Regions from separate parts of the Mus musculus genome. Here regions 2 and 3 are each linked to region 1. Evidence: chromatin loops called from intact Hi-C (ENCODE). Cell type or tissue: left cerebral cortex. All regions are shown on one strand. Region 1 has its middle 150 kb from the start of Vldlr. Region 2 has its middle 100 kb from the start of Gm815. Region 3 has its middle 7.4 kb from the start of Gm815.

What was found. A loop is a pair of places that touch in the nucleus more often than their neighbours do. Peaks named below come from ENCODE experiments on the same cell type or tissue, not always from the same donor. Only the 100,000 strongest peaks of a DNase experiment are listed, where the experiment ranks them.
Region 2: a loop joins it to region 1, with 2.2 times the contacts of the local background. A loop is called at or near these places in 2 of 42 quality-filtered maps.
Region 3: it touches region 1 in a loop (2.2-fold over the local background); 2 of 42 quality-filtered maps call a loop at or near these places.

Annotation. Positions count from the first base shown.
Region 1 is chr19:27,065,371-27,067,870 of GRCm38, reverse strand. No RefSeq gene overlaps it. Among named protein-coding and RNA genes, the nearest start is that of Vldlr, 150 kb to the left of the region's middle. In left cerebral cortex, no CTCF peak of the experiment used is centred here; DNase peaks (open chromatin) are centred at 41 and 1,042.
Region 2 is chr19:26,985,328-26,987,827 of GRCm38, reverse strand. No RefSeq gene overlaps it. Among named protein-coding and RNA genes, the nearest start is that of Gm815, 100 kb to the right of the region's middle. In left cerebral cortex, no CTCF peak of the experiment used is centred here; DNase peaks (open chromatin) are centred at 431 and 1,127; H3K27ac peaks cover 204 bases.
Region 3 is chr19:26,892,081-26,894,580 of GRCm38, reverse strand. No RefSeq gene overlaps it. Among named protein-coding and RNA genes, the nearest start is that of Gm815, 7.4 kb to the right of the region's middle. In left cerebral cortex, a CTCF peak has its summit at 1,469 (motif pointing left); a DNase peak (open chromatin) is centred at 1,636.

The sequences.
Region 1 (2,500 bases):
AAGGCAGGTGTGAAGCAGCCGGTCACACGTCATCTATATTTAGAAATCACGAGCAACTCGTGCAGGCATGCTAGGCTAGTCAGCTTCCTTTCTTCACTTAGCAGGAACTGGCACCTCCCGTAGTGGGTGAGTCTTCCCTCTTTAATCAATGTAGTCAAGATAAGGTCCCATTATCTTGGCTCAGAAGCCCATCTCCCAAGTGATTCTGGATCATTCCAGTTGACAATTAGCACTAGCCATCACATAGGATACCTGCATATGTCAAACTGGTATTCTTTGTCAGCTTTCCTAGGAATGAAAGATGGAGAAACTGGGTCCCACATAAATAGGAGGGAAATTAGAGCAGTAAGGAAAAATATGGAAGGGATTTTCTAGCCTTTATTTATTGATGAGGACTCTAAATACTAAGCAAATGTAGTGACTTGATATTCTTTACTTGGTCACCAAAGAGGAAGTCACATCTCAAACTCTGGTTCTGGTTACAAAACTCAAGTGTCTTCCCTTATACTAATGTGTGTTCTGCAGACCTAATTCTTAACTACTGTGCATTTCCAGGACCTTTTACACAATGTGACATCCTCTGCACTACACATACATGTAAACACTGAGTGAAATGGAGCAAAACTATTTTGCATACACACACACACACACACACACACACACACACACACACATACAGGAATGCAGATTTTTCTAGAAGCCTCTGTGGAGTCTGTCATGGAACGGGGAGGGATGTGGCTTGGCTCGTCTCCACCCAGCCTTCTCCCTTGGTTTCTGAGTGGACAGGCAGCTGCTGTCACAGCTTGGCACTGCTCTCAGCTCCATGCTGTAGTGTGCTTGCTTTCTGGCCGGTCCCTCCAATTGCATATGCTTTGCCTTTCCGCTCTCACGCAGAGGCCCCTTGGATGCACCAGTCAGCTGTCAGCAGGTGGCCTGCCGGCCCCAAAAGCTTTCTGCGTGATTTACTGTGTGCATTTTCTGCACACTGAAACTTGGCATGCTCCCCGCCACACACACTTCCTTTACCCCACTCTTACATACTCCGTGTTCCCGCAGAAGCCATCCAGATTTTCACTGAGGGTACTGGCCCAGTGCCAGGCTTTCCTCAAGGCCTCAGCTAGTTTCCACTATAAGCTGCAATTCCTCCTCCACTTACCCAAATAAAGCATCTTATATATAGTAACTTACCATCTTCAAGGACCCTCTTTCTTCTTCTATCTTTGACTCTGCACGGCAACTGAATGAGCTGCTCACAGCATCCCATCACCCTAGAGTCTTCCACAGCTCTTGTTTTATTCAGGATAATGAATGCAATTCCATACGTGGCAGGCAAGTTCCTTCAAGGTAGCACACCAGCTCACCTACCCAGTCCTCCTGTTTTCCACACACATTTCCCTTCATCTATTGTCCTAACAAGAGCTCTGGGTTCCATTTGCTTTCTCATTCATCATTGCCTATCCACATCCCATTCTATTCCGTGTCCTTCCTCCACTCTGTTCCCTGGTCAATGTTTCTTTATGTTTTAAAATGTAACCTAAGTATCACATCCACTGGGAAGCTTTACCCTGACTCTATCCCCATCCCTATTCTTCCACACAGCCCAAAGAGTTCTTCCATATACCCCTTAAAGACACTGAAGAGTATCTGCTGGCCTGTCACTGCTCTTTCCTACATTCATGGTTAGATTCTGGTCTTTCCATGGTTTTATTCCAGTGTCTATTTTCATAATTTCTAATATATAGTATCAAAACTATCTGTAACAATTCTATTCAAGGGTATAATACAAGAATGTTCATAATTGGGACTGGAGAGATGACATCACAGTTAAAATATCTGGAACCCTTCCAGATGAGCCAAGTTTAATTCCTGGCACACACCAGGCTACTCACAGCTGCCCCTAACTCCAACTTCATAGGACCCACACCATCTTCTGGCCTCCATAGGCACCCCCACACAAGTGGCACCCAACCAGTCCCCCACCACACACACAGAATAATAGTTCTAAAAATCTTTTAAAATGTTCAACTGCCATTTGTATTAGTTCCAAAATACAATTTCTATATAGTGAAAAAGAAAGTCATAACCTTTTAAATAAATAAAACCTACATGACAATGAATGAATTACAACTACATGGTCCTAAATGAAAGAAGCCAGACAGAAACACAGTCATTAGTGTTCAATCTGCTCATATAAGCCCAAAGGCATGCAGAAGTCATCACCTGTAATGTTAGAAATCACAATGGTTGTCTGATAGGGGGCACCTATGACTCAAATAATGTTCTCTTTCTTGATCAAGCATGCAAAATTCCTATGAATTTTCATGCTGTCAAAATGTGAAGACTTGTATATTTGTGATTGGCACACATCCCTGAATCTTATACCTCAGTAAACACTTTGATTTGGAAATGTCCTCTGTGTGAAGGACATTTTTCCTTGAGGTTCAGATCTGAGTCAGCAATGGAGAATGTGGTCTGGACGCAAGTGACTCGGCCATGTGAG
Region 2 (2,500 bases), 80 kb after region 1:
CTTCAACACAAACCCATTAGGTTGGTGTAGTGTGTCCAGTGTGCAGATTACATCATGTTACCCAAGGCCCAGGACTTTGCAAGTGGGCAAGACTCAAATCCCTCTCAGGCTTCCTAACTCTGCAACCCTGATGCTTACAGCGGCTAAAAGTCTTCCTTGGATCTCAGTTATTTTCTTTTTGTAAAAATAGCATGTTTATAGAAGTACACAAAATATATAATGATAATGCAAACAGATACAATTGTTACTTAGATGAGAGAAATTGGCAAATGTGGTCCGTGGCTGAATTCAGTCCTATCCCTCCCTCCCTCCTTCTTATAAGGTTTTTATTGGAACACCCAACTGCTGATTCATTTACATGTTATCTATATCTGCTTTCAGCTACAGCGGTGGTGTTGTGTAATTGTGATAGAAACCAGATGGCACTACAAGGCTAAAATAACTTCTATCTGTCCTTTCACAGGACTCATTTGTGTACTGATGACTAAAAGTATATGTCACCTTGACTATGCCATGTGGTTGGATTAAACAGAATGTCTCGTGTGTGTGTGTGTGTGGGGGGGGTGTTTTCAGATAAGATTACCATTTGAATCAGTGGACTCAATAAGGCAGATTGCCCTGCACAGTGTGTGTGTGTGTGTGTGTGTGTGTGCATGTGTGTATGCAAGCATGCACAGATGTGCTCCTGTGTGGTGCAAGCCATTGAGGCTTGAATGGAATGAAGAAGCAAGGAAAAGGACATTTTATATGTATCTTTTCTCCTAACTGCTTGAGATGGGACATCAGTCTTGTGCCCTTGGACCAAGACATAACATCGGCTTCCCTAGACTTCATGCCCTTTAATCAGGACTGAATCTACACCTCCATCTTCCCTTTGCTTCCAGCTCACAAATGTCAGACTGTGGGGCCATGCTGCCACCATGGCCCCATGGTCAGTTCCTTATTTTGCCTCTCTCCTCCTCCTGTGTATGTGTGTTCTCTTCCTCTGAAGACCTGTGACTCTTACTGCAATCCAGGAAGAATCTTGCAAACACCCTGTCAAATCTTCAGTATGTTGCTCCCTCTCACAACCACCTCTCTGCCTGCATGCAGACTGATGAGTTTGTATGCAGAAATAGACACAGGGCATGGGTTAGCTGTTGTTATGATTCATTGAGCATCCTAGGTCACTTCCTAAAAGGTGTATGCCAGTGGCACATCACAGACAGACACTACTGAATGTGCAAGGATTTTGTTTGCCTATTTGCTGAGGATATCTGGAGGCAAAGACATCTCAGTGTGCTTTAATGACATCTCCATGACATAGATCCTAGGGACTTGTTACGCTCGGCCCACCAGAATTCCCTTACTCTCTGAAGTGCTTGTTCACGCTTTCCTCCCCTTTCCTTGTCAGGTTCTATACATCATTTCTTATTGATTTCCACTTCTTTATCGATTCCATTCTCCTAACCCCATCCCCCACATCAGCTCTATCTTATATAACAGCTACTGCCTCGTTTTCCTCCTCAGAGCTTCTATCGCTCTCAGTGAAAATAAAATCTTGATTTTTACTGTCAGTTTGGTTGTGTTTTCATGTATACTGTGTTCCTGTGGCTTAAGTTCTTCCCTGAAGATACTCTCCGGTGGGATGCTTCGATTCTAAAGTTTTTCCTGATAGTAGTCTCCTGTTTCACCTTTCTAAAGCTATATAACACAGTTTACTTACACATAGAGAATCCATTTCCATAGAGGATCATATAAAATGCTAATCCCCCCTTTTTTTTGGCAGATTGTTAAGCTACACACTGGTTCATGCCATCGTGGGCTATGAGACCCTAGCTCAAAAGAACAAAATACAGCAAAGGACAATTTCCATCTGACTTCTCTCAGGACTTCTTTTTCATATCCAGAATGGCAATGTGCACACAGGCAAGTTATCTGAGTTACCTATTTTGTCTCACTGGCATATTTATATAGCTGCATAATACACTGTCATACTTACTAGAGAATAAGTTGTAACAATTCTTAGAGCAATACTTCTCACCTTACTCTACCAGGATATATGTGGCTGTTTTGTGTATCTATATTTTAGAACTAACTTGTCCGTTTCTAGAAATTATTTTATATACCAATTTTGGAGAAATTGGCAATATTTATAATACTTAGTATTTCAGTCTATAATCATAATTTATTGCTACATTGATTGCCTCTACCAGACACGTTCAGGAAAGTTGAATGTCTTACATATATTTACTTATATTTACACCTAAGAGGTTCATATCTTCAAAATATGTTCTGTGGGCTCTAACTTGTAGGTTCCAGTTGATGCATTCAATGTATAAGCAGAAACTTGCTAGACTTCCCCACATAGATTTGAAAATCTTTCTGGGTATCTTTTGATTTCCAGCAGTGGTGAGAGCTGTTTTCTTCTTTTACCTTTTCCTCTTCCTTCCACCTCTGACTGGACTCTGGTTCCATGTTGAAACAGCAGCTAGGGTAAGAAGAGGAACTCCCAAGCTTC
Region 3 (2,500 bases), 170 kb after region 1:
CAACTGGGGCCAGTGTGCATATGAACTCATAGAAACAGGCAGCATGTGCAGGAGTCTGTACTACACAGGGGTCCTAGAGCAGAAAGAAGTGGACACATCGCCCCATCCCTAACCCAGAAGCTATCTTCAATAGACAACCACTTGCAAATGAAAATTTAGTTTTCTCCAAAGGAATCTCACTACTCTTAAGGCTCCATGCCCAGCAGTGGATGCCCACAGGAAATGAACTCAGTGGCATCTTTGGAGGAAGCTCATTGTTTCATGATGACTTTTCCTCTTCTATTCTGTTTTTAATCTCATCTTTTTAAATTTTTATTTTTTATTCTCTTTGTGTCTCTCTGTTTCCCAATCTTTGCCCCTCCCCCTTTCCCTGTCCCTCTTCCTTTCGTCTACAGGTCCCTTATGTCTATATTATGGATTTGGGGTTTGTGGAGTTCTTTTGTTTTTGTTTTTGTTTTTTGTTTTGTTTTGGTTTGGTTTTGGATTTTGGTTTTTAGAGACAGAATTTCTCTGTGTAGCCCTGGCTGTCCTGGAACTCACTCTGTAGACCAGGCTGGCCTTGAACTCAGAAATCCACCTGCTTCTGTCTCCCAAGTGCTGGGATTAAAGGCGTGCGCCACCACTGCCTGGCTGGGGTTTGTGTTTTAATAGGATTTTTGAGTATAAGAATGAGTTAGTCTCTGTGTATTTTATTTGTTTCCTGTGCCCTTTCTTGGGCTCTTTTCCTCCTGTCTGTTTGTTTGTCCTATTCCAATGTGTTTATTTTTGTTTTCTCTTATTATATTTTATTTTATTACCATCTCTTAGAAGCCTGTTTGTTTTCTAATGAGAGACAGAAAGAGGGTAAATCTATACAGGAGTAGAGGTGGGCAAGGACTGGAATAAGTAGAAGGGGGAGAAACCGTAATCAAGATATATTATATGAAAAAAATCTATTTTAATAAAATTAAAAATTAAACAATAAACCTCCATTCTATAAAAACTTGGTCATACATTTTCATCCAAGGATATACTCAAATTTGATCTCTTCAGCCTTTCCAAATGTATGGATTGCCCACACAAAAGAATGTCATCTTCCCAAATCCAAGATCAAGTCTCTTGGACCTCCAAGGGGGCTTGCTTCATGGGACAGATGGCTGAAATACTGTGATCTGGTCAGAAAGCCTATCTGTGGCCTCCAGCCTCAGAGGCACAGCTGGCAGGACTAAGAGGCAACCGCTCCAGCCTGGGCCCTCCGAACTCCAAGAGGCTGGAGTAGAAACTGTTCCATGACAAGGACATCTAAGACCTATAGAAACTCTAACAAAGGAAGCTTATCATCCAAGTAAGCATTGAGGAAAGTCCCAGATGTGCCCTCTGGGTATTCTGGCATCTGTCACTTCCTCTGTCACAACCCTCTACATTCTGCAAAACTCCAACAGGACAGCCCAGGCTCTGAATGCCAACAAACCTAAGTTTGCAGGAAACTGTGCCACCTACTGGGTGTTCACATTGGGGGACTTCCTTTCCCTTCCCATCTCTGCTTGCCAGGAAAATCCGAGTCAGTACAGGTTTTGCAGAGGCCTTTGCATGACTCAGTAAGTGGCTGAAGCCAAATTGGGCACAGCATGGAGTTTAGCACTTAGCCGAAAGGGCTGGAAGTTGAGGACTATGCTGAGCGAGAGACATGGAGAAGGCAGGAGAAGCCACGGGATGATGTGGCGGAGTCCACCACTGCCTGGTTGGAAATTGCAGCACCAGTTTCAAAGTCTGACTGCTTTAGTCAGTCAAGCCACTGTGGCTGTCACTATTCAATTTCCTGGAATCCTTCATGTTCTCCACCTAGGGCCATCCGTCTCAATTCTGCTCCTCCTTCCAGAGAGTGAGAACAGAGGAAGGGAAGTTAAAAAAAAAAAAAAAAAAAAAAAGTTAGCCACAGCTTGCCACCTGTCACCATGAGAAAGTGATACCTCCTCGGGAAGCCCCCTCCCTCCTCTTCTGCTGTGCTATATGTGCACACACATGTGACTGACTGCATGGGTGTCTCAAGAGCAGAGGGTCTGCTGCACTGTGTACCACAGAGCACTTACCACACATTGCTGGACACAAAGATTCAATTCAAGAACTCAAATGTAAGGTCAAGAGGCTGGAAGGCAGTTGAGTGACAAATGTCTCCCAAGCAGGGCATGGTGGCACATAACTTTAACCCTAGTAGTCAGGAGGCGGTGGCAGTCAGACCTCTGTGAATTCCAGGCTAGCCTGATCTACATAGTGAGTTCCAGGATAGCCAAGAAAGATCCTGTCTTATAGATAGATAGATAGATAGATAGATAGATAGATAGATAGATAGATAGATAGATAGATGGATGGATGGATGGATGGATGGATGGATGGATGGATGGATAGATAGATAGATAGATAGATAGATAGATAGATAGATAGATAGATAGATAGATAGATAGATGAGTAAGTAAATAAATCAATCTCTTGCATTTTTCCATGGAAAATATAGAACAAAGAA